Regions from separate parts of the Mus musculus genome. Here regions 1, 3, 4 and 5 are each linked to region 2. A link is a loop called in an ENCODE intact Hi-C map of the cell type or tissue named here. Cell type or tissue: heart. All regions are shown on one strand.

Region 1 (5,000 bases), 370 kb after region 2:
CACTTGCTGAGTCCAGAAGAACTCAGGGCTATTTCTGTGCTGGTGAGCCTCCTCCTCTGGGAGCCTGGCTTGGGTCCTATCTTTCCATGATCTCAGGATGTTCCAGTGGGAGGCAGCTGGAGCAGTGAGGACCCACCAATGTGCTCTCGTGATCAGAATTAATACATGTGCAGGGCAGAAGAGCTCTTGGTTTCAGGCCTTCCCATCATTCCTCACTCTCTTTCCACTGAGCATGCCCCCCGCCCCCATCTTCGTACCCCCCGGCTTGGCAATGCCAAAAAAAAAAAAAAAAAAAAAAAAAAGAGGCCCAGAGAGGGAATGCCCGCACTGGCCACCCATCCTGTTAAGTGTCACACCCAGAGTCCCTGCTAAGCCTGGACAAGGGAGGCTGTTTCCTGTAAGCCTGTTCCCACATCTTCCTAGAGGAAGAGGGGAGTGTCTGTGGGAGTCTTCCCCATCCCAGTTGTCCCCAACACTACAATGTCATGTCATTGCTCAACCAGGAACCAAAGCACATTCTTGAATGTAGGCCAGTCCACTCACGGGCCACTGTCCCCTAAGGCCAAAGCAGTATGGGGGGAACAAGCAGACACAAGGGTAGGTTATCTTCCCCTCCTGGTCCCTGGCTGGGACATCCTGGTCAGGCGCAGACCAGAGTTCAGAGGCAGTTCTACGGATTCTCAAGGCTTGCTATCATACTGGACTTGGCTGGGAAGGCCAGGTCTGGTGGCTCCAAAGGCCCTTATCCAGGAAGTAACATGGAAAGGCACTAGAAAGGGGATGGTCACTCAAGTCCCCAAGTCTCCAAAGAAGCTCTGGGCTATACGCAGTGGGTCTGGGAGAGCGCGGTACACTTCAAGCACCCTGGGTCCATGGAAATCTCCGGCCAGTCCAGTGGGGCATGAAACACTGATATACCATATCTTAATATATTGGCCTAGGGAATCCTGCCTTCTCCCCTTCAAATATGGATTGAGGAATGGCTGGCACCCCCCCCTTCAGCCCAGCTTCTGTGTTCCCCAAGGAGCCCCAGAGATAGAGAGCTTTAGAGCTCAGACATGGAGCACACCTACAGGAAAACCCTGCTTTCCCATGGGCAGGTTGGAAACACCAGGACTTCTAGCCTCCTGGGACCCTCCTCCAGCCACTGGGTCCCTTCCCTCAGGGACCCCCAACTTGTGCTCACTTTAAGGGGCAATATTTAGCTCCTAGGCTGTGACTACCCCGGTGGCTCACTTCTACATTGTCTCCAAGTGTCTCTTTACCTCGTGGTCACAGCTGTGAGTTCTATAGACCTTGACACAGCATGAGGGGCTGCCCTTAAAGAGTGTGTTGGCTAGTTTTATATCAACTTGACACAAACTAGAGTCATCAGAGAGGGAGCCTCAACTGAGAAAATACCTCCATAAGATCTAGCTGTGGGCAAGCCTGCAGGACAGTTTTTAAATTAGTGATGGATGGAGGAGGGTTTAGCCTATTGTGGGTGGCGCCATCCCTGGGCTGAAGGTCCTGGGTTCTATAAGAAAGAAGGCTGAACAAGCCATGAGGAGCAAGTCGCACTCTTCCATGGCCCCTGTATTGGCTCCTGTCTCCAGGTTCCTGGCCCGTCTGAGTGCCTGTCCTTACCTTTCATGGTCAACTGTGATGTGGAAATGTAAGCCAAATAAACCCTTTCCTCTCCAAGCTGCTTTGGTCATGGTCTTTCATTGCAGCAATAGAAACCCTGACTAACACAAGGAGGGATGTATCTAATGGTGCTCTTCTGGGCTCATCCATTGTGAGCTGTGTTCCCCTTGTGGATCTGTGGGTTTTCTATAGCTGGCGGACCTGCTGGGACTGTCTGTTTGTTTGAGAACTGGGCCTCTTGCAAGACAAGCTTGGCTTTCACTCTGGGTTTGTGCTTGGAAAGTGACCTCAAGTATGGCCTTAGCCAAATTGCCTTGTTTTTGTCTCTAGTCTACTCTCCTTCAGTTTTACCCCCTAAGTGCGGGCCAATGAGAGCCCACATCTGTCCTAGAAGCATTCTCCACCCACAGCTACAGTGTCATTGCTTTGTTCCAGTTAATGGCAAGGTCGGGGCGCCCTCTAGTGGCTGATATTGCAAGTGTCACTGCTTAGGACAATTTAGGTGTTCTGTTTACCCCATCCCCCTAACTCTCAGGCACGGTGGGATTCCCCCCACTTAAAGGTTGGTGTTAGCTTCATGACTTAACATCACGGTAAGTCTTAGGATCCTGCCTTGTCATTTTCCAAGTGAGATGACTCCATTTCATACACAAGACACTAAAGTCCATGATATGGAAAGTTCAGCCCGCAAAGGCTTCCCGCAGCTTGGCGGTGGCCTCCATTTATTGCGCTCCCTCTGTCCCACCCAGAGGCGGCATGTTCTCCAACGTCCCACTCTTGCTCCTGTTCCCATTCTCGTCCCTTGGCTGCGGGTCAATCTTGCCTCTTCCGGGCACTCAGTAGCCAGCAGGTTCCCCGCCTTTTCTGGAGTCTGAGGCAGCTGCCCAACCACCTGATGCTCGAACGACAGCCTGAACTACAGCGATGAAGGTGGGCGTGACTTCTGTATGGTGGTGCCGAATCTTCAGGCCTGCAGTCACCACCTGGGGTGTGTGTGTGTGTGTGTGTGAGAGAGAGAGAGAGAGAGAGAGAGAGAGAGAGAGAAAGGACAGGGCACGTCTCAGCAGGGCCACAGATTTGTCGTAACTCAGAAGATGCCAGCCTCTAGGATGCTCTCTCATCCCACACCATGATTCTGTCTCCTCAGCTCCCAGCCTACCTGATCAATGTCTTTCTCTACCGTTGTGGTATTAGGTAAAAGCTGGTTGTGCAGCCGGGGCTCCTCCACAGCTCTCTTCACATCGTATCCGAACCACAGGCTGTTGATGATGGCCTGGCGGGAAAGGATACCAATATGTCAGTATAGCCCAGGAGCAAGGGCAGAGAGAGACAGGAGCAGGAAAGGGCAGGCAAAAGGCACATACCAGTGCAACAGATGTGGTGATCTGGGTACCCCCTGAGGCTCCGACCACCATGCGAACCTGGCCGTCCTTATCCAGGATGATTGAGGGACACATGGATGAAAGAGGCTGCTTACCTATGATCCATAGGAGGAGACAGGGGGCTGGTCTGCTGCCTGCCTAGGGTACCAGCCCCCTCCCAACTCATGCCCTGCATCCCAGGATTCCCACCCTGCACCTGGCTTGATGAAGTTGGCTGGTGAGGGGGCTACCCTGAACTGGTTGATGAAGTTGGGCGAGCTGAAGTCATCCATCTCATCATTAAACAGGATGCCACTGACCCGAGACAGGACCTTGGAGCCAAAGCTGAAGATAGGCCAGCTCAGATAATGATATACAACCCAGCCATTCCCCACCTGGTCCCCACCCAGCCCAGGCCAAGAGCACTTACTAGGAGCCCCACCCACCCACCCACCCCCAGGTCCCTGCTCTGCCCAGCAGCTGCACAGCCCCTACTAGAGGTTGATGGTACTAGTGGCAGCCACAGCACTGCCATCCTCTGAAACCGCAGACAGGTGAGCGGTGCCTCCATCATCCTGAAGGTAGAATTCAGGCTCATAGTAGGCGGCTGGGTGGGTGGTTTCATCAGTGATGCGGGCTCGGAGCTGGGTGGCGTAGAACTCAGAGCTCATGTTGCGGATCACCTGCCGAGACCCCAGAGCTGGCCTGAGGAGGTTAGGAGGGAGGAGGCGGGAAGGGGATGCAACAGGGCTGTCCCAGCTGGTCTTAGGAAGCCCCAGCCGCGGATCTTACCTCTATGCTAAACCAGGACCTCCCCAGGACTAGGGACAGTACCTTCTAAATCCCGTCCGACACCCTCTTTAACCTCCAGCCTGTGACTGTCTGTCCCTCAAGCCACTAGACCCTTGCCATGTTCTTACATGATCTGTGTGATTGTTTATGGAACTTGTGGTCAGAGCTGAAGAATCAGCAGGGAAGATTCGAGTCTTGAACAGTGTAACATGGAGAGAACACTAGTAGGCAGGGAGAGTATTGGAAATGGGAGGCCAGACGACAGGAATAGAGAGGCAGGAAGCATTCTAGTGGAGAGCCCTGAATGAAACCTGAGGGGTAAGGCTGGTGAGATGGCTCAGCGGTTAAGAGCACTGACTGCTCTTCTGGAGGTCCTGAGTTCCAATCCCAGCAACTACATAGTGGCTTATAACCACCCGTAATGAGATCTGACGCCCTCTTCTGGTGTGTCTGAAGACAGCTACAGTGCACTTACATATAATAAATAAGTCTTTAGGGAAAATAAACCCTCTGATAATGGAGAATGAACAGGATGAAGGAAGAGGCTTGACTTCGGCTTTTTGCTACAAGCCACACAGGCTTGGGGTAGAGGAGTAAGCAGGATGAGAAAGATTTTCATAGGTTCCATCTGGGGGGGTCCCAGAGAAGACTGTGGACAACCACCACATGACAGATGAAGATGTCACTGTGGGTGGGAGAAAAATATAGTGGCCTTGAGGTCTTTGGCCTGGAGTTGTCGTTACCTGGGAAAATAAACACTAAAGAAGGAGCAGATGGAGGGGCAGCTAGGGACTTGCTTGCTTTGGGACACACAGCCACGACACACTAAAAAACTCAGCTTGGGTGCGTGGGCTCATGAACACAGGTTCCTGTGTGAAGTTCACAGGCAAGACAAAGATGCAAACATGGTATGGGCATAGGACGGCTGCTGAGAGCTATGGGTGGGAGAGGATGGGGAGGTAGAGGAAAAGGGGGCACAGCCAGAAAGAAAGGGACCCCGGGACCTGTCAGGTTAGGCTAAAGGCCAAGCAGACGACTCACCTGCAGGAGACTTTCCCTGTCTTCCTAGCCATGCAGTGGTTGATAAATCCCTCCCCTGTTCAGAATCTATCTGGAAAGCTGTAGCAGTCTTTCCAGGTTTCCAGACTCTAGGAGTGAAACACTAAGTCCTAGCCCACAGTCAGTTCAAGTCACCCTGCAGCTCTTTCTAGCTCCACCCAC
Region 2 (5,000 bases):
TAGGGCACAGGAAGGGGCAATGGTCTAGAATGGCTTGGTTAACAGATGTGGGAAGAGTGGGAGGGGCTAGGCAAAGGTGGGCAGGGTCATCCCTTCTGAAGCTCCATAATGGTCAGGCGGGCAGAGGCCAGGTCTCTGCAGGAAGTGGCCTACCCCAGCCCAGAGGTCACGTCATACCCACAGCCCGACGCACACGACCAGCAAGAGGTAGAACGTCATCACCAGTGTGTCTGTGGTGCTGTGGAGACTTAAGCCCAGGGTGCTCTGGTTCCAGGTGACGCCATGGTGGCTCTCCGCGGGGTCCATGGCAGCGTTTCCGACACAGGGAAGCACTCGCAGCCCGAACCCTAAACAACGGTTTTGTACCCGGTTCCTGCTCTGGTTCGCAAGGCATCCTGGGAAAAGCCACTGTGCGGCCGAGAGGCTCTGCCACCAAATTCTTCCCAGGTGCTAAAGACTACTTCCCACTGGTGGCGCACGCCTTTGATCCCAGCACTTGGGAGGCAGAGGCAAGCAGGCGGATTTCTGAGTTCGAGTCCAGCCTGGTCCACAGAGTAAGTTCCAGGACAGCCAGGGATACACAGAGAAGCCCTCGAAACAACAACGTCAACAACAAACCTGGGGCTGTGAGGCTGGTGAGATGGCTTAGCGGTTAAGAGCACTGACTGTTCTTCCGGAGGTCATGAGTTCAATAGGGAATGGAGGGAAAGAGAGAGACGGAGACATACCGGGTGTGCGGGAGGAGGTCAGGGGAGGGAAGGAGAGGGAGAGAGGGAGCCTTGCCTGGTCAGTCCCTATGCAGTCTCTCCATCATTAGCCACAAAGGATCATCCTTGGCTAAATTTTGGCGCAGGTGGGACTAATGTGGGACAACTGAAGAAGGGTCGTTAATGACGTCTTTATGAGCTATAGCGGATCATGGAGCAGATTTTGAAACCAGTAACATCTCTTCCGTCTTCATTTTCGGTTTATATTTGATCTTAGTGGATGTTCGCATTATTTTTAATTAAAATGTGATATCAAACTGGTATCTACCTCAATTCCATTTTTCTTTTGTTTTGTTTGTTTGTTTGTTGTTTTTGGCACTTAAACTGTGTGCCAAGGCGCTTCCTTTGCTTATCTCACCACAGCCACAGCTCTGGATGGCAGAGCTAACCTCAGGAGCCGTGCCATTTTATGCAAGTAAATTTTGTTTTGTTTTGTTTTGTTTTGTTTTGTTTTGTTTGAGACAGGGTTTCTCTGTGTAGCCCTGGCTGTCCTGGAACTCACTCTGTAGACCACACAGGACTCGAACTCAGTGATCTGCCTGCCTCTGCCTCCCAAGTGCTGGGATTAAAGGCATGCACCACCAACTCCCGGCTTACAATTCAACTTCTTAAATGATTTATTTTCTCTGTATGGGCTGGGCAGGGAAGAGCTTTCTCTTCTGCAGTCTCAACCCTGGATCTTGTTTCTTTTCTGGGATGGCAATCTTCTTTCTCCCTCTCCCGTGTTCCTTGTCCGGGAATTCTAGAAGTCCTGCCTCTGTCTCCCTGCCCAGCCTTTTGCCTCCGGCAACTGTATTTACCAATCAAAGCCAAGTAGGAGCAGGAGCCCTCAGCGTCTTATGTGTCGAGGTATGAATCCCCCTGTAATTTTGGGAGTCCAATTAACATAATACAAGCAACAAACCAATGAACAAAGACCAATGAAGGAATGCCCGAGTAACAGGAACACCCTTCTTGTATGTCCTTTTACACGGACTGCGAACCAAAGTTGTGACTTAGCTTTCAGACTAGTCCCTTCCTCAAAAGATCCAGATGTGAGGTGGGTCTTCCCCACTCAGATGATTCAATCAGGAATAATCCCTCATGGCTTGGGGTTTAGTTGATTCCAGATGTGGTCAAGCTGACAAGCAAGATTAGGCATCACGTGACGTACAAATGTATATAATACATACAATAACGGGCTATTTGTTAAGTAGAGGGTGGTAGATGTCAGCTGGGGACTGCAGTAGCAGTGCTGCTAGCTGACTGCAATAAATGGCAAAGATTTCTACCTGGATGGGAATAATCAGAATCGCTAGGACTGACTCTAAGTATGAGATGTGCTTCTCGACCATAGTGCTCCTCCCATACATGAAATGACTTGTCTCTTGAATTTTGGGTGAACATAGTCGTTTCTGTTGCAATATTTATGTGTGTGTGTGTGGGGGGGGTTATTGCTGTATGTACATCTGCACACCAGAAGACGGCACCAGACAGTTTCAAGCTGCCACGTGGGTGCTGGGAACTGAACTCAAGACCTTGGGAAGAGCAGTCAGTGCTCTTAACCCCCAATAAGTCTTTTCCATTTCTCCCTGTGCATGTACACACACACACACACACACACACACACACACACACACTCCGTCTTTCTCTTTCTCTTCCCCTCTGTCTCCTTCCCCCTGGTGACTTCTCAGGCCTCATTTGGTCCTTGGGACCAGTGAATCCACCTGAGAGCTGATTACCATTAAACCTGCCTTTGTATATTTTAATTTGGCTTAACTGGCTCATTTCACCATTGGAGAATAAGTAGCTTATCAAAAACATTTTCAAAAATCTCAGAAGCTGGGCAGTGGTGGCGCATGCCTTTAATCCCAGCACTTGGGAGGCAGAGGCAGGTGGATTTCTACCGAAGTGAGTTCCAGGACAGCCAGGACTACACAGAGAAACGCTGTCTCGAAAAAGAAAAAAAGAAAGAACATCTCAGGATTACCCTTGTAGTAGACCACACTGGAAGCAAAAAATCGTTGGTTGTAATTTTAAATTACAAATTAACTATTAAATTGGGAATTTTTAGTGCTGAGGGATTAATAGGATTGGGGTTGGATTTGATCGAAGTATGTGATATGCATTAGAGCCGCCAGGGGGAGATATTGCTCCAAAAGATAACTCCTAACCTCAGGAGTGAAATCACTCTGGACTAACGGAGGGAGACCTGTGGTACCTCTCCAAGTATTCAATCTTCCCTAGAAAGAATAGGCAAATTTAAAGAGAAAAACACCCTTGAGATGGGGGAGTTCAGTCCCTGTTTCTCTTCCCACATTCTAAGACACGGTCTGAAATTGCTTAGATCTCCCACATGGTGTCGCTGTCTACCCATAAATAAGCAAAAAAAAAAGTCACGCTTGCTTTTTTTTTTTTTTTTTTTTAAAGTTATTTATTTGGGTTTTGAGATAGGATCTCGTGGTTTAGCTTTGACTGTCGTGAAACTTGTTATATACACCAGTATAATCTCGAACTCACAAAGATCTGCCCATTGCCTCAGAGGCCAGTTGGCAATCCTGATTCAGGCTCCCAAGTGCTTAGGGTTCTCCGTGTCCTGCAAACGCTCTGAGTGGTCAGAGCATTTGACCATTTTTTAGTAACCCTGACTGAGAACGTGTAGCAGTGCCACACTTAATGAGTTTCGAGATGGTGAGTTGCTGGAGAGTAAGGGAGGGGTGAGACGACCACGGAGTTCTTTATCTGCCCCCCACCCCCACCCCACCCCACCACTCTGTTAAATGTTTCCAGACTGAAAATCCAAAGATCTGGAATCCCAAACCGCCCACCTCTCTCGGGAACTCATACCCCCCACCAAAGCCTAGCACAGGCAAACGCTAGGCTCAATCACGGTTTCTAAGCTGGATGAGAGGCCGCAGATCCGCGCACCGAGCTCCCCGCAGATCGTGCGCCAATTGGGGCACCCTCGCGGTGGTCCAACTGAGCCATAGGTAGATCTGGTGGTGGAGCGGGAAGGACCAGTGGAGAGGACGCAGGGGGGCATCTGGGCAGGGACAGGACCACCAGCTGGCCGGCGGGGCGGAGCCACATCCGACTCCCCCAGGGCCTGGAGCCCTGCTCCCCAGGTGTCCCCCACCCCCAGCACCACCCCAGCAAACTACCCTGCCCTTCCCCACCCGTGGGCACTTCCGGAACCACTCTAGGCCTCAGGAGGTCTCATCATCTCTGTGCTCCTGCTGCTGAGCCTGGCCGCTGGTGGCCTGGTGTCCCTAAAGCATGTTCTAGCACAGCGGAGCGGAGCCCGCGCTGGACGGAGCGCACAGGAAAATACTGAGGTTGGGAAAGGCGAGTCTAGAGCCTCCAATTACAGCTGAACCTTCCTTGAGGCTAGGCTCGAGATCCTTTATTCAAAGGTAATCCTGGCCAGACATGTCCCCCTCCCCCACCGCTCATATAGGACCACAATGAGGTGAAGGTGGATGAAAGCAAGAAGGGCGAGAAGAGTGTAAGCTAGACCCTTCTGGGACTCCGTAACCCCCAAACGCGGCATCTGGATGCTCATCTCCAGAAATGAGGTACTTCTTCAGAGCCCTGGCGAAGCAGCTGGATACGTCTGTTTTTATGCACGTTTTTTATGTGTGTCTCTTTGCTTTTTATATCCTGGGGGTTGAGCCCAGGGCCACTGTTTATACTTTTCAAATCCTCTTATCGCTGATCTGTGACACCCTCACCCCCACCCCTGCCAGCCCAGGAATTTTGTTTTGGTTTGAGACAAGGGCTTGCTATGTATCTATCCTTGGCTGGCTGGAACTCCCTCTGCAGACCAGCCTGTCCTTGAATTCACAGAGATCCACCTGCCTCTGTCTCTGTGAGTATTGGGATGAAAGGCTTGTGACACCACACTGGCTCAGGAATGTTTTAGAAAGCTCCAGTCCCACTCGGTTCTGCTTCTAACAGCAAAGTTTGCCCTCCAGTCAATTGTGGCACCCCTTGGCCCGTGACTGCTCAGGTGTGGTAACCCATCTGTGGGAAAGCTTCCCTCAGGGAATCAGTAGAACACACTGTTTCTGAGCAGGGAAGGATGCTGCATAATCTCTTACCTGCTTTCAATATCCTCATTTCTGCCCCTCACGGCCCTTCTGAGAACACCTGCCTCTAACCATCAAGATCTTTGGGAACCTGCCCGGAGACTTCAGAAAAGAGGCAGGGCTGCCCCTCCCCTCCCCATCAGCATGAACTCCATGGGGACCAGCC
Region 3 (5,000 bases), 210 kb after region 2:
TTGAGTCTTTAAGTTTAGCATGTCCTGCCATCAGTGTTGTAATCCAAACCCCTTGTCCCTCAGTAGGCACCATACTCAGATCATTGCCACTGTGGTGTAGAGCTCCTCTCCTGGCCCTTCATAGCAGGTCTGATGCTGGGGACAGCATCTCTGCTTCGTAGGGGATGATGTAATGAAATAGAACATCAGGGGTCTCTGCTGAGGTGAGGAGCAGGAAGATATTCGTTCTCTGCACCTGCTCTGGCTTGGGCTTCTCCATTTTAGCACATATTGGATTCAGCATTTTGTTGGTTATAATGATGTCGTCACAGCCGTGTGAACGATTCTGCCAAGTCTACCCAGGTGCTGACTGTGTGTGGGGGCCCTTCCTTTCCCTGCAGGTGGAAGTGCCTTGGGGAGAGCTTGCTTGCCATGTACAGTCACCTCACCACCTGTGAGCCCCCGAGGCCCAGCCTTGGGAAGAGGATTGACCTGTCTGACTACCAGGATCCCAGCCAGCTGCTAGCATCCTCTGTAGTGGTTACACCTGTCAGTGTGGTCCAGCCAAGTCCTATTTGCACCAATCCAACTGTTGCCGTGGCTGAGCCTGTGCTCTCCTACACCTCTGTGACCGCAGCTAGCTTCCCACTGCACAGTCCCAGCCTGCTGGACACAGGCACTCCTATGGGTGAGCAGACTTTGTGGCCTCACATTCATGAGAGCCCGTGTGGTAAGCCCAGCAGGAGCAAGAGCAGGAGGCCTTGACATCTCTGGGGAAATTCATCCTGCTGGAGCTCTAGCTTCCAGGTGGCTCAGTTGGTAAAAACACTTGATTTAATAGCATAAGGACTGGAGTTCAAATCCCCAGCACCTATATAAAAAGCTGAGTGCAGTGACAGAGGCCTAGAGTCTTGGTGCTGGGGAGGTGGAAAGAGGGGGATCCTGGGAACTCACTGGTCCAATGAGAAACTGTCTCAAGAAATGAGGTGGCGAGTGGCCTGAGTAGAAACCAGAGCTTCATAGAAAACTGTAGCCTGGCCCCAGGGCATAGACCTGCCTCTTTCCCTAGCCAGTCATGGTGGCACACACCGTTAATCCAGCACTCGGGGATCATAGGCAGTCAGATCTCGGTGAGTTCTAAGCCAGCCTGGTCTATAGAGCGAGTTTCAGTATAGCTAAGGTTACACACAGAGAAACCCTGTCTCAAAAGAAAAAAAGTGTCTCTTCCCCTCGTTATGTCTTTGCTGTTGGTCCTCCTGTCTTGCTAGGTATATGCATTTCTAGGTCTTGGATCTTAGAAAACATTAAAGTCATTGCCATGTGTGGTAGTGCATTTTAATTACTAATGGAATTGTAAAAAGTTTGTACCATAAATTCCCATGCAGTTTTCTGATTTTTCTTCCACAAAAGAACACTGGCAGTTAGAGAGTGACTGTAGCACGGTCGGTTAGTTTTCTCAGATGCATGACTGAGACTAAGCTCCCTTTGTTCTCTATATAATTCATGGGTCTCTTGCTCTAATCCTATCACTGGGTATTTGGTGGGTAGTGCCACTCACTCTGCCCACCCCAGGAGTATGGACTGCAGGGCCCAAAGACTCTGAGTGTCCTGAGCTCTGGCCTGAGGTCTTTTCAGCTCCAGAAGGGTAGGACCATTAAGGGACTCAGGACTGCGTGCTGTTGAGAAGAAAGATGTCGGTGGTGGTGGGTTGTAAAAGAGGAGTCCAGTGGGCCCTTTCCTGCCATTGTGCAATGGTTTAATTATCATTCTTTGTGAAGGTGATGTTTCTGGAGGAGATAAGTCTAAGAAAGGGGTAAAGCGTAAGAAGACTGTAGAGGAAAGTGGAGAGACAGCAAAGCGGAGGTCTGCCCGGGTCCGAAACACCAAGTGCAAAAAAGAAGAGAAAGTGGATTTCCAGGGACTGCTAGTAAAGTTCCTGCCGTCCAGGTACTGGACACTTTGTGGTTTCTCTGATGTAACTGCAAACTGCTCTTCTTTCTCTCAGCAGCGCTTTTCAGCCTATTCCCACCCTCCCCACCGGTGCCTCCCTTGTTCCCCTTGATGCTTGCTTGAATAGAGTGTGTGGATGTCACTGAACTGAGTGCTTGGATTTTTCTCACCTCCTGAATACAGGAGCTGACTGGTTTATCCATTGGGGACTGGCTGCTTCCTGATTCTCACAAGATGAATGAGTCAGGAACGTGTAGTCATGAGACTCACTTTTTCTTGGGGTGCTTCAGGGCCGCAGCAAATGCTTATGGAAACCCCTGGAAGGAAGCCACCTGTTTCTCAGTGTATGTGTGCCTGCCTGGCTTTATATTGCTATTAGTTCCATTGCATTCTGAGAAGATGGAGCGTGCTCCTTCATTGTATTGGTTCTTCATGTTCCTCAAAGAATTCCAGGAGAGAAGGTGCCAGCTCTCTGAAACAGGAGGGCCTGGGCCCCTACTTCTGTCCTGGGTTTTTACTGCTCCTGCTCTGGCCCTGCTGTTCTTCAGGAGCCCCAGGGGCTCTCTCCTGAGCCTGTTTAGGATTTATTGTGCCAGTGGGCATGCTTCTTGGTGCCCCACTTTTGCTTTCCCGGGAGAGTGCGCTCTGATCCATCATTCTCCTCCCCAGCATCTGGGGGCATACTTTTGGCTTGCCAGGACTTTCTCTCATATCTCCGGTGTCTTCGTCTTTCTCCCTCCACTGTTACTTGAGTAGGGTTTCATCAGTACTCTGCCCAGATATCTCAAGTCTTTGGTTGTCATTTTGACCAGTGACAGTTTATATCAGTATTGTTTCTGACAGTGCAAGAGGAATCTAGAGGCTTTAGCAGACTTATGCATCCATTTTATATCAATACACTTAACTGCTCTTTGTTCCCTTCCTACCATCTCTCCCATGAGGGTGCAATTCTTAGAACTAGGGCTGTGTTTAGTGCACAGCTAAGACAGAGCCAAGGCAGAGATGTGGCGCCATCTGCTGGTTTCTCCTGAGATGCATTACAGGAAACAGCTGCTCTTTGGAAGAGTGAAGGAGTGTCTTGGAGTGGGTGAAATCTGTCTTCCTCTTCGCCCCACTGTCATACCCTGGCTCTTGTTTCTTGCCTTGTGTATGTGGAGCTGTGTCTACTGTATTTGGGTCAGTTTCTGTGAGGTTCGAGTATTCATTACTTTGGGTATTCCTATAACAGTATAGCAGCTTGCTTGCTGGAGTGTACATGCAGTTAATGTGGGGTTTATAGGTGCCCTGAGTGTTATGCTGTAGAGGTGCTACAAGGGTGGCCAAAACATGGTCCTTAGAAGAGTCTGTAGGGTGGTGCTGCAATGTGAGGAGCTCAGATGGGTGTGCCGTGTCCCCACGCTGGCAGCCCCGAGGCCCCTCAGCACCTCTGCCTTTGTACCTGGTCTTGAGCTTCTGCTTCTGCTTAGCCCTTCCTTGTTGTCAGCCCCGAGAGTATTCCCTCTGACTCTGCTCTCCAACGCAGAGTCCCCGTGGCTCTGTCTGAAGCAACTGCTTGGTGCTGGTCCTGATGTGGGCCGTTTGTGTTTTCCCTGCTCATGATCCACCTCTCCACCGAGGAGATGAACTCCCTGTATTTATGGTTGTGTGCCTGGCGCATGGCTTTGCTCAGCAGCCATCTGTTGGTGGCATAAATGAACAAGTGTGGGAACGATCAGTCACGGAAATCTGGAGAGACGCAGCGGCTCCTGGGGCCTGGGTGTGGATGCTCTCACCATCTGTTTCAGTCAATGCTATCTTGGCTTGATTTAGTTGCTCTACTAGGAGGCGTTGGGATGCTCTGTCACAGGGAGCGGGATGGCTGTCGTGATTTTAGCATGTTTCATGTAGGTTAAGAAAACTGGACCCTGAGGAGGAAGATGATCCATTTAATAACTATGAAGTTCAGGCAGAAGCCAAACTGGAGAGCTTCTCCAATGTGGGACCTCATCGCCTGTCCTTCGACTCAGCCACATTCATGGAATCTGGTAGGAGTGGGCAGTGTGCTCTGTCACTGCTGGGCAGTCTTCCTTCCATCAGCCTGGGACCTGCCTGGCTTCTGCTCTGCAGAGTGGTTCTAGGGTTTCATAAGAGTTGGAAAAAGGGCTGGAGAGATGGCTCAGTGGTTAAGAGCTCTGACTGCTCTACCAGAGGTCCTGAGTTCGATTCCCAGCAACCACATGGTGGCTTACAACCATCTGTAATGGGATCTGATGCCCTCTTCTGGTGTGTCTGAAGACAGCTACAGTGTACTCACATACATAACATAAATAAATAAATCTTTTTTTAAAATTGGTGGAGGAGCTGCCTGTGGTCAGCTGAGGGATCCAGGTGCATACTTGCTGTGCTCCTGAGGCTGTAGACTTAACACTGGATTGAGAGGCTTGCCTTTGAAAGTTTAATGTGTGTTATCACGTCTATTCTGTGTGTACCATGTCCCACACACTGTTTTGTGTGTATGATCTCATTCACTGCACATGCAGCACTGGCCAGCCCTTTTGGTGTTCATCTTAGACATGTGAACTTTGAGAGGCTTGTTTACCACTGACAAGGGTTGGAGCCAGCATTGAACCCTGGTAGCCTGGCATCAATACTTCAGTGTGACCTTAGCTTCATGTAGATTGAGTGGGGGAAGCAGAACACAAACTGTCCTCTTCCAAAGAGAAGAGAAACTGAACCCAGGAGGGCCTGTTGATTTTGGTGAGGTGGTTTTCCTTGTGTGGACAGAGAAGCAGGATGTGCATGCGTTCCTGATGGAGAACCTGACCAACGGGGGCCTCCTGGAGCTTATGATGCGTTATCTGAAGAGCATGGGCCACAAGTTCCTGCTCAAGTGGCCCCCAGGGCTGGCGGATGTCGTCCTTAGCGTTTACCACAGCTGGAGGAGGCATAGCACCAGCCTGCCCAACCCATTGCTGAGGGACTGCAGCAACAAGCACATCAAGGTGAGTGCCTCTTAAGGCTAGTGTCTGGGTCAGGGAGCCAGTGACTGGGAGCTTTCACAGGTCCAGGGCTGATCCAAGTCTAGAACTTGG
Region 4 (5,000 bases), 54 kb after region 2:
TTTTTTAGTGAGCATCTTTTCATTGATTATTGGCCGTGTGTGTGCGTGTCTGTCAGTCTGTCTTTGGAAATGGCCTGTTCAGGTCATTCACCCTGCTCCAGTTTATTGGTGGAGGGGTGTCCATGTATGGAAGTCAGAGAACAACCTATAGGAGTCAGTTCTTTCCTTCCACCATGTAGGTACCGTGGATTGAACTTAGGACTTCACTCAAGTCCTTCTTACTGGCCTGTATTTTTAACTGGTTTATCTTTTTATTGTTGATTTGTAAGAGTTGTTCCTATATTCTGGATAACATTCTTTAGGAGGTAGGGTCTGTAAATATATTCGCCATCCTCTGGGTCGCCTTTTCACTTAAAAAAAAAAAAAGATTTATTTATTATTTTATGTATGTGAGAACACTATGGTTGTCTTCAGACGCACCAGAAGAAGGCATCGGCTCCCATTACAGATGGCTGTGAGCCACCATGTGGTTCCTGGGAATCCTCTGGAAGAACAGTCAGTGCTCTTAACTGCTGATCCGTCTCTCCAGCCTGCCTTTCCACTTTTTTGATAGTGTTCTTTGCAGCACAAAAGTTGATAGTTTGCTGAAGTTCTAAGTCCAGATGACAGTTTCATGTCATGTATGTATATATGAAATATGTATGTGCAAATACATGTGTGTATGTCACATTTAAGAAAGCATTGCCTAAAGCAGAGACATTGTATCAGCAGCTTGCCCGTAAGATCACCATTTCCCAGTCAGTGATGTAGAACTTGCCTCTAAGAGCCATGGCAGCTGAGACTCGAAAAAATAAGGTGACAGTTGACTGGCCTTTTTAATTCATTCTCTTCTTTATAGTAACAGTGATTGCTTTTCAGTTTGCCTGTCTGTCACAGGTCATGAAAATAAAATCCCACATCAAAGTCTGGCATGGTGACGTACATCTTTAACCCCAGTGTTTGGGGGCAGGGGGTTGGAGGTCTACCTGATCTATATACCAAGTGCCAGACAGCCAGAGCTACACAGAGAAGAGACCCAGTCTTAAAAATCAAAAACCCCTACATCACAAATAAACTCAAATATACTCCATTAGCATCCATCTTTCCTCTCATCGTCAACAGCCCTTCTAACAGCCCCAGGAGAATGTCCAGGTTCTCCTGGCCTCAGAATTCATGAATAGAACTCCAGTGGCCCACAGACTTTGGGACTCAGGGCAGTGTCTCTGCTTGCATGTCCCCACAAACCTGAGGCAGCTAGTGTTGGCTCTGATTCCATCCTTCCATGGTCAGCCCCAGCAGTTCTATTTTTGAACAAACCCACTGGTGTGAAATCTTCCCAGAGTCAAGGGGAGGTAAACAAAGGGGCCTCTGGGACTGTTTGCCAGCTCTTGTTTAAGTTCACAGGAAAACATGTTTTGCTTCTTACTGCCTAGGCTTGGCGCCTTTGACTCCTTCCCTCCTGAGGGAGGTGACCTGGAGATGAGGGATAAGTCTGGCTGGTCTGTGTCTGGATTTCTAAATCAAGCTGCTGAGAAGGGGCTGGCCCCAGGGACTGACCACAAGGGTAGGGGCTGACTGATCCCTGGCTGCTGAGTCACTAGAAGTTTGAGCTTCCAGATCTGTGGAGCCTGTGGGTGTGGATGTTGTAAGCTGAGCTTCAGTACTAAGTCAGACCTGTGTCTGCCAAGGAGCCGGGGCTGTCCTGATCTGTGGAACCAGCTTCACCCATACTCTGGCCTTGATCCAGGCTCAAGGTCCTTGAAACCTTTATGTCGAGAATTGGCCCTAGCCAGCCTTTCTGAGTTGAGCGAGGGTAGGCTCTTGGCTGCCAGCTTTGGCCTGTACTGGTTTGGTACAGTAATTCGGAATGGTGACTTTGTCATCAAACCAGGTATAGGGCTTTGCTTTTGTGAAATCCACCATTCCTAAAGCCTGAAGGAGCCTGTCTGGCTCTGAAGAAACTGCAATGGATGGATGTTAGCTGCTTTAATGTTAACCTCCTGACAGTTAACCGCTCCCATACTTTAGACAAAACCCTCAGCAGCCCAGTCGACTGTATCCCATTTCATCTGCCAAGCGATGAGGTGCTGCAGGGTAGCAGGGTGCTTTAGGATGGCCATCTCCTGAGGGACTGGACCTCAGGAGGCAGGGAGGCTGTGGGGGAGGGTCAAGGCTCTGGAAGGCCATGAGACAGTGGGAGAGAAAAGACCGAGTTAGAGCCTTGCTGTGAGACTTCCTGCCAGGCTCAGCTTTGCTGGAACACATTGGCTACCTCCTTAGCTTCTTCTTCCCGACTGGAAACCAAGGTCCAGAGCGGCACGGCCACACCTACCCCCAGTACTTGTTCCCTCCTAGCCTTTGTCCCACTTCATTCACATTGTGTCCATTTGGCTAGAGGCTTGAAGAGATGAGGTAGAGTCAGGTGGTCTCTGAAGGGCTATAATTCTGGAGGCAGCATTTCTAGGCTTAGTTCTCTGCCAACCAGCTGTCTCAAAGCAAAAGGCCGGCTTCTCCAGGGCTTAGTGTGGACCATGAATGAGCCAAGGGATAAATATGTAGAACACTTGAGAGCAGGCCAGCCCAGAGGCTCTCTTTGAGGAGGTTGAGGCCTCTGGGGAAGAGACTTTTTGCAACCCCATTTTCATCCCTGTGTTTATGGTGTTTTCAGTGGGTCTTGGTGGGTACCGGCTGTAGATAGAATAGGGTAAATAGGCCTGGTCTATCTGTTACCCGTGTCCGTGACACTATTCTGTCCAAAGAAACTACCTCCATAGCTAGAAGCTCCTTCATTCTTATCAAGAATTGGCTTTAAAGGAAGGCTCTCTAGGCCATAGGTGAGAGCACTGTTCCGTGCAGATGGTGCAGGTCCTGAGATCATGCTTGAGGCAGTGACAGAAGCCATCCGCACGGCTGCTAAGAGCATCAGGGACAAGGAAGTGGGCCTTCCTATCATGTCCTGGCCATCTGCTAAGGGTTAGCAGGGTGAAAAGGAGTGGTTTCTGGGGGACTTCCTAGCAGCTGTTCTGTTAAGTAGCCCTTGTTCTTCTCCCTGTCTCCCTACAGTGAGAACCCACTTCCCACAGTGGAGATTGCCATCCGAAATACCGGAGATGCTGACCAGTGGTGCCCCCTGCTGGAGACACTGACTGATGCCGAGATGGAGAAAAAGATCCGGGATCAAGATAGGAACACAAGGTATATACACAGTACAGGCACCTATCTTTCCTGGCAGAGGCAGGAGTATCTTCTTCCCAGGAACCTAGTTTCAAGAGGCAGTTTCAGTGGAGATGAGGCCCCAGGGTACATTTTCTCAAAGAGAACAAAGACAAGTCCTCAGGCCATGTCTGCCTTTTCTCCTAGCAGGTTTCAGGGTTTCTAGAAAGATAAGTAGTGTCCATGCAACCAACTGGCAGGGTCAAGAAAGGCTGGAGACTATTCCTGCTAGATTGGCCCCACACCTAGCTCCTCTAGGAAAAAAACATAGCCAAGAGGAAGACAAGACACCCCGAGCTATGACCAGCCCCAACTGACAACCTGTTCCCCTACTTCAGGCGAATGAGGCGTCTTGCCAACACTGCCCCAGCCTGGTGATGAAGACATCCATGCTCGACCTCTACGGAGCATCTCAGACTGCCTTTCCTTCCTCTGTGGAAAGAGAAAGGCAAAGGGACAGCTGGTGCCATCCTGAGGACTGGGGTAGGAGCCTCCTAGGTGCCTCCCTTCAGCACACATTCCATTTGCTAAACCCCAACACTGTCCCCCAGAGTCTAGAGTCGGAAGCAGCCTCATTTTGGGTTGTGTTTTGTTTTTGTATAGGAGCCCAGGCAGGGCTGGTAACACTTTTTAAATAAAAAGTACCATGTTCAATTTCTGTGCAGTAGCATAAAACTGAGAGCCAGGAGTCCAGCCTGAGCTAGAACCGGTGTGGATGGAAGGGTATGTGGCCAGGTGGCTGTGTCAGTCCTTGCCCTTCTGCCCTCTGGTTCTGAGTCTGCATAGCCAGGCCACAGGGCCCCTAGAGCAGAGCCCAGTCACTGTTCTTTCTTGTGCCTTCCAGCTTCCCAGGGGCTCTCTGTGCTCAGCAAGTCCTTGTAGAGGTTGACAGTGTGTCAGCTCCTCTGCTGGCCTTAGTCCTGATGCATCCAGACAGGCTGCTGCCACCTGGAGGGACTGTGCTGCTCTAGAATGAATCCCTTCTAGAGGACTTAGTCATGTGTGGGCAGCACCTGGACAAGACATAATGAATATGCAAGCAGAAGTCTGTGCCAAAGTTCTAGCAGCCCCCAAAGCGTTAACTGAGTCTATCTCAACTGTGGCTGGGCCAACTTCTCCTTCCCCAGGCTGTTGTGGGGAATGGAAATAGCATGCCTGCCATGTGCCATCCTTTTGAGTTAGCAGTGTGTAGAGAGGTAGAGAGGAGGTAGAGCCTCTGTGCTTAGGGTGAGCTCATTCCTTTGTCCGTGGTTTGTGGTGTAGAATAGACATGGGTCTGCATCTGCTTGGCAATTTGGGCATGCAGGCTGTGACTGAAGACAGTGACGCTGGCACCCCAGCTCCACTCTGCTACCCTTACTCAGTGGGTCCACTAGGGAGTACTCTCCTCCACCCCATCTACCCCTCAGAATCTACCAGTCTTAAAACCCTCCCTCCTCTCCACAGCAGTGGCCCACCAGGTTTCACTAACATATTGAGTCAGACTCAGTAGAAAACATTTTTGATGCCATAGAAATAACAGGCCAGATTTGGGGAAATCCCGTACTGAGTGAACCCCGTGGGGCACATGTAGAGCAACAAAGAAAGCTAGGTAGGAAGGCCTGCACAGGCCTTCCGCTACAAGGCAAATGGAAGGAATGTCCCAGATCTACCTCCACTGTACACGGCTGCTGCTTAAATAGAGCTCAAGGCCCTGGGCTCACTAGCATGGCAGAGGGTCAGGCTTGTCCTCTGCACCTGAGACCATGGGACCTGTGTGTCACCAGCTGGAGAAGGTGAAGACTTGCTTGCTTTAAATGAAGACAGGC
Region 5 (5,000 bases), 69 kb after region 2:
TACCCCTACTCCCCCACCAGTCCTGCCCCTTTTTTGAGACAAGGTTTCTCTGTGTAATTTTGACTGTTCTGGAACTCGCTCTGTAGACCAGGCTGGTCTCAAATTCAGAGATCCACCAGCCTCTGCCTTCTCAGTGCTGAGATTTAAAGTATGTGCCACCACCACCTGGCCACACATAGAACAGCTTCTTGTTAGAAAATATTCAGGGAAATCTGAAATCTATGTTCACAAAACATGGTCATTTTTGTATTTGACTTAGAGTAATCTCTCACTCCCTTTGGGGTGAAAGCTAGGCTTTGACAGCTTTGGTGCTCAATCTGGGGTCCTAAGAACATCATTTTCATTAGAGGAGTCGCCCAAATCAGGGCCATGTGCCAGTACAGGCCTTTGTGCCCAAATGACCGTTTTGCTTCCTCAGGTTGGCAAACTTTCTGGAGCCTGGACATCACTTTGGTCTGACCAGTAGCCACTGGTCTGTGGGGATGGCTAATGAGCTGGTTAGGCGTTCCCGCACTGAGAACACTAGTTTGGCCAGAGCGGTCTCAGAGCATTTCTGTCTGTACAGGTGAACAGGAGCATTCGTCTTTTAGTTTACAAATGTATGACATACATGATCATCACAACACATTAACCTGAAGGTCCTTGGCCGTAGGACTAAGGATGCGTCATGGGCAGCCTACTCTAATTGAGACTTAAAAGCATGGACGACCCCAGGCATGGTAGCACAGGCCTGGAATCCCAGCACAGGCACACGAAGCATGCATATGCCACGGGGCCTATGTGGAGGGGAGAAGGTAACTTTCTACAGTCAGTTCTAGCCTTCTGTCAGATTCCAGTGATCGAACCCAGGTCGTTAGGCTTGTGTGGCAACCCACTGAGCAGTCTTGACAGCCTACGCAATCAATCACTCACTCAGAAATCCTCCTGTCTCTGCCTCCTAAGTGCTGGGATTAAAGGCATGCGTCTCCATGCCTGGCGCAGGCGGATTTCTGAGTTCAAGGCCAGCCTGGTCTACAGAGTGAGTTCCAGGACAGCCAGGGCTACACAGAGAAACCCTGTCTTGAAAAAACAAACAACAACAATAAATGTGGCTGAATACCTCAAAACATAGGACCTAACCAGAGCAATCAGTCATATAGATTCTAATTATAGGGTAACTTAACTTGATGACTCAGATTCCTGATGATGTGCCTGCTAACTAGCAGCCGGCTTGGAAGACTCCAAGGAGCCCTGTGGCAAAGTCAGACCTGGACCTGCCTTTGAGCAATTTCCCCATCAGTTCCTATTAGACAACCCAAACACTTTGGCTTGACTCTTCTTATCCAAATTATACAAAGCAGTCAGTTTCCAGAGAGTGTGGCACTGATGGTTATTATTTTGTTTTGTTTTTTTTTAAGGTTTATTATTTATTTTATGTATGTGAATACACTTGTCATGGTCTTCAGACACACCAGAAGAGGGCATCAGATCCTATTACAGATGGTTGTGAGCCACCATGTGGTTTCTGGGAATTGAACTCAGGACTTCTGGAAGAGCAGTCAGTGCTCTTAACCACTGAGCCATCTCTCCAGCCCTTGTTTGTTTGTTTGTTTGTTTGTTTGTTTTTTAGTTGGCCAAAATCCAGGGCCCAAAGAAGCTTGGAAGGAGTTTTAAGTGCTGCACTAGGAATTTTAAGACACTTAAACCCAGCACTCAGGAGGCAGCAGGCGGATTTCTGAGTTTGGTTCGAGGCCAGCCTGGTCTACAAAGTGAGTTCCAGGACAGCCAGGGCTATACAGAGAAACCCTGTCTCAAAAAAAAAAAAAAAAAAAAAAAAAAAGACACGATAAATTTCCAAAAAAAATCAAAAACATACCTTTTTAAAAATTAATCTGACCCTGTCTTGAAAAAAAAAATTAATCTGAGTACTGGAGGTAATTCAGAAGTTAAAGGTGCTTGTTGCCAATTCTGATGGCCTGACACACACACACACACACACACACACACACACACACACACACACACCACAAAGTCTGACTTCTGCAGAATATGTAGTGTGTCGCCTCCTGGCGACAAAAGTGTATGCGCCGCGTGGGAAATCTCCAGAGTTAAATCAGGACGGGGTGGAGCAGAGCTGAGGAGAGCAGGTTCCTGGCAGAATCCGTGGCCAATCCTGGCTGAGCTCCTGCAGCCGCGCGGGGGTGGGCTCCTAGTCTAAGTCCCTGGAGGAGATACCGAAGAGTAGAGTGGCAGAGGGACCGGTGAGAGGAAGGACTGGAACCTATTTGGCTAATGGGTTACCTTTAATACGAGCTGCCCTCTACTGTTCCCGCTGTGTGCCCGCTCTGGGCCTCAATTAGTCTGTTTGATTAAAGAGCCCAGAAAAAAATAGTGGAAGGCAAGAAAGAGAGCAAATTCTGACCTCAGTAAACGGGCCTGCGTTTATTAGCACAGCAGCGAGGGGCCCCAACTTTCTACCCCAGAATGGAAGTTGTACTAAGGGGAAGGAGCTAGCTGATCAGGACCCTTAGAGGAATTGGCCCTGGGCTTAGGTGTCGGGGAAATAGAGGGTACTGCAGATCAAGACAGGTTTGAGGAATTTGTAATCTCTTATTTATTAATTAAAAAAATTAATTGCTTGCTCAGACAAAGCAGACTGTTTTGAGAACTAACTCAATAAACAATTCTCGCTGAGATAAAGATATGGCTGACCAGGTGGTCTCAGCACAGTGATTTCTGGATTTCTACAGCTGGGGGAGTCTATCCTCTCATTCACCATCTGCAGACTAGGTAATCCTAGCTGGTAGGAGGGGCCAGGAGCTGTCGGTGGGCTTTGTACCTCCATTCTCAGCCTTCTCCCTGGGTAAAAACATTACGTGAGTATCCAATGAGTATCCAATCCTGGAAGCCGAGGCTTAGGAGTGTGCGGGGTGGGGGTGGGGGTGGGGGTGGGGGTGGGAGGGGTGGGTTGACTTCAACTGTAAACAAAGCTTGCCGGGTTGCCAGGCTGGCTTTGCCATTTGGGTAAGACCAGCTCTGATCTAACCGGTTGCAGGCAGCGTAGGGTTGACCTCAAGGTTTTCTGGATACAGAAGGCCGAGCCACCCACTCGTGGGTCGTTGAGGACTAAAAACCGAAGAACCGACGCCGGTGCCAAGGGGCTATCGAGACAGCTATGATGACAACGTCCCTACCCTGTCGGTTAATGTTTGCCGAGGCCGAACCTTGCACTTGCTAGCGAAAGGTTGAGGGAAGAGGGCTTGCACACATCAGACCCGTGACACTGTGGGGCTATTTCAGGGCACCCGAGAAATATCTTTGAGGAGGGGAGAACTAAAGAAACCAGTTATCCCTATAGCAGTGATGGGAACAAGGGCATATGCATCTGCCCCACCCAAGGGTTTCTTTCCCTTCATATGCAAAGGATCTTCAAATAATGTAAGAATGAATGTCTGCAAGCTGCTGACCTGGGAGCTCCGTTCCCTTCCTTCTCCCCACCCCCTCTTGGTTTTGTTTTTTGTTTTTCTCTGTTCTTGTGACCCAAGTGTCTGTGTAGCCTAGGCCGACCTTGAGCTGCTGCCTCCAGCTCTCCACTGTTCGCCTTAAAGGTGTGTGCCACCACCAGGCCTGGCTTCCTTCCAACTTTAATGCCCCTATGTTGATGATTTTACCCACTGCACATACTCTCTCTGTGTTCCAGTGGAGGGTTATTCTATTATATACCAAAGTTTATTTCTTCTCTGTTTGCTTGATGATTGACAGCTGAGTTGTTTCCAGCTTTCCTAGGCTACAAACAATGCTGCCTTTGTGAAGAGTTCTTGCACATAGGGGTAACAGTTTCTCCAAGGCAAACCAAAGATCTGCTGGGGGTTGCTGGTTCAGAGCTATTTACAACCTGAATTTGCCAACACCCAAACTTCTCTCCTGGGCTGCTATACCAACTTATGTTTCCCTGGTCAGCAAAGCAGCAGCGACTTTAGCTCATCACCGCTGTTGGCACAAAACCACAGTTCTCATCTCAGACGGGGTCAGGGATAGCCTGTTCTGCAGGCACATATGAGTAATGTGGGCTGGGAACGCAGACAGATTCAGGTCTGAACAAATACCATGTTCTGCTGTGGACATGGTTCCAGGAGACTTTATTAGTTGCAGAACAGAAAATAATAAATCAAACTACTTACTGTGATGTGGGTTACAGGTCAGGGGTTATAGCAAAGTAGGGAAAATTCTACTATAGGCTCCAGATATTAGCTGATAATCGTCTGAGGTTTTAGACTGTTGAAAGCTAGTGGTTTGCCAAGAATACATTTTAAGATGTTAGGTCAGACAGGGGGTAAACAATGAAGGCTTTCAGACAGACTGAAAGAGCCCAAGATAATTTACCTCTGATTTGCAAGGTTTTAACCCTACATTCTCCAAGTTCAGTCACTTGGCCTTGTAGAATCTTTAGCCCAAGTGCACCCACCCCCTTTTCTTCTGGGACTTGGCACTGTCAGAATGAATCTGTTCATTGGATGAGACTGAAACTGGGGGTTTAATCGAGGCTTAGCTGTTGTGAATTTAACTTGCAGTTCCTGATGGCCAAAGCATGTAAGTCTCTCTCTCTCTCTCTCTCTCTCTCTCTCTCTCTCTCTCTCTCTCTCTCTTCTTAGTTTTGTTCAAGACAGGGTTTCTCAGTGTAGCCCTGGCTGTCCTGGAACTCACTATGTAGACCAGGCTGGCTTCGAACTCAGAAATCTGCCTGCCTCTGCCTCCCAAGTGCTGGGATTAAAGACGTGCGCCACCACTGCCTGGCAGCATGTAAGTCTCTTTTGTGTGGACTTAATGTAATTGTGCATTGATTTTGATGTATGGAGGGCCCAGAGATGCAGTGTCACGCCCCCACTCCATGCCACGCCCCCACGCTCCATGCCACGCCACCTCCGGCTATAACTGATTCAGCATTACAGAAAGACCCAGATGGAGGATAAACTCAGTCACCCTTACAGCCTGGAATCAAGATGATGTGTGTGAGGCAACAT

What was found. A loop is a pair of places that touch in the nucleus more often than their neighbours do. Peaks named below come from ENCODE experiments on the same cell type or tissue, not always from the same donor. Only the 100,000 strongest peaks of a DNase experiment are listed, where the experiment ranks them.
Region 1: a loop joins it to region 2, with 4 times the contacts of the local background. A loop is called at or near these places in 25 of 42 quality-filtered maps.
Region 3: a loop joins it to region 2, with 7 times the contacts of the local background. A loop is called at or near these places in 34 of 42 quality-filtered maps.
Region 4: it touches region 2 in a loop (5-fold over the local background); 33 of 42 quality-filtered maps call a loop at or near these places.
Region 5: it touches region 2 in a loop (6-fold over the local background); 33 of 42 quality-filtered maps call a loop at or near these places.

Annotation. Positions count from the first base shown.
Region 1 is chr10:75,583,490-75,588,489 of GRCm38, reverse strand. Ggt1 (gamma-glutamyltransferase 1) reads right to left here. Exons shown (of 15, transcript NM_001379537.1): 11 at 3,483-3,670; 12 at 3,205-3,332; 13 at 2,991-3,103; 14 at 2,786-2,899; 15 at 2,297-2,609. The coding sequence ends at 2,463. Among named protein-coding and RNA genes, the nearest start is that of Ggt5, 3.4 kb to the left of the region's middle. In heart, a CTCF peak has its summit at 2,094 (motif pointing left); DNase peaks (open chromatin) are centred at 519 and 2,059; H3K4me3 peaks cover 270 bases; H3K27me3 peaks cover 2,605 bases.
Region 2 is chr10:75,949,878-75,954,877 of GRCm38, reverse strand. It overlaps Gm5134 (predicted gene 5134), which reads right to left and starts at 364. Exons shown (of 14, transcript NM_198635.3): 1 at 178-364. The coding sequence starts at 306. Gm40698 (a long non-coding RNA gene) reads left to right here and starts at 319. Exons shown (of 2, transcript XR_871837.3): 1 at 319-635; 2 at 854-1,028. In heart, a CTCF peak has its summit at 2,948; a DNase peak (open chromatin) is centred at 3,859; H3K4me3 peaks cover 2,330 bases; H3K27ac peaks cover 1,667 bases; H3K27me3 peaks cover 1,763 bases.
Region 3 is chr10:75,742,155-75,747,154 of GRCm38, reverse strand. Cabin1 (calcineurin binding protein 1) reads left to right here. Exons shown (of 37, transcript NM_172549.3): 9 at 381-667; 10 at 1,758-1,926; 11 at 3,817-3,953; 12 at 4,693-4,910. Among named protein-coding and RNA genes, the nearest start is that of Cabin1, 20 kb to the left of the region's middle. In heart, a CTCF peak has its summit at 2,950 (motif pointing left); a DNase peak (open chromatin) is centred at 2,944.
Region 4 is chr10:75,895,619-75,900,618 of GRCm38, reverse strand. It overlaps Derl3 (Der1-like domain family, member 3), which reads right to left. Exons shown (of 7, transcript NM_024440.2): 7 at 4,678-5,000. It overlaps Smarcb1 (SWI/SNF related, matrix associated, actin dependent regulator of chromatin, subfamily b, member 1), which reads left to right. Exons shown (of 9, transcript NM_011418.2): 8 at 3,043-3,174; 9 at 3,531-3,850. The coding sequence ends at 3,570. Among named protein-coding and RNA genes, the nearest start is that of Derl3, 4.7 kb to the right of the region's middle. In heart, a CTCF peak has its summit at 3,114 (motif pointing left); DNase peaks (open chromatin) are centred at 1,538, 2,238, 2,338 and 3,008; H3K27ac peaks cover 506 bases.
Region 5 is chr10:75,880,441-75,885,440 of GRCm38, reverse strand. No RefSeq gene overlaps it. Among named protein-coding and RNA genes, the nearest start is that of Derl3, 10 kb to the left of the region's middle. In heart, a CTCF peak has its summit at 2,086; a DNase peak (open chromatin) is centred at 2,090; H3K4me3 peaks cover 1,210 bases; H3K27ac peaks cover 833 bases.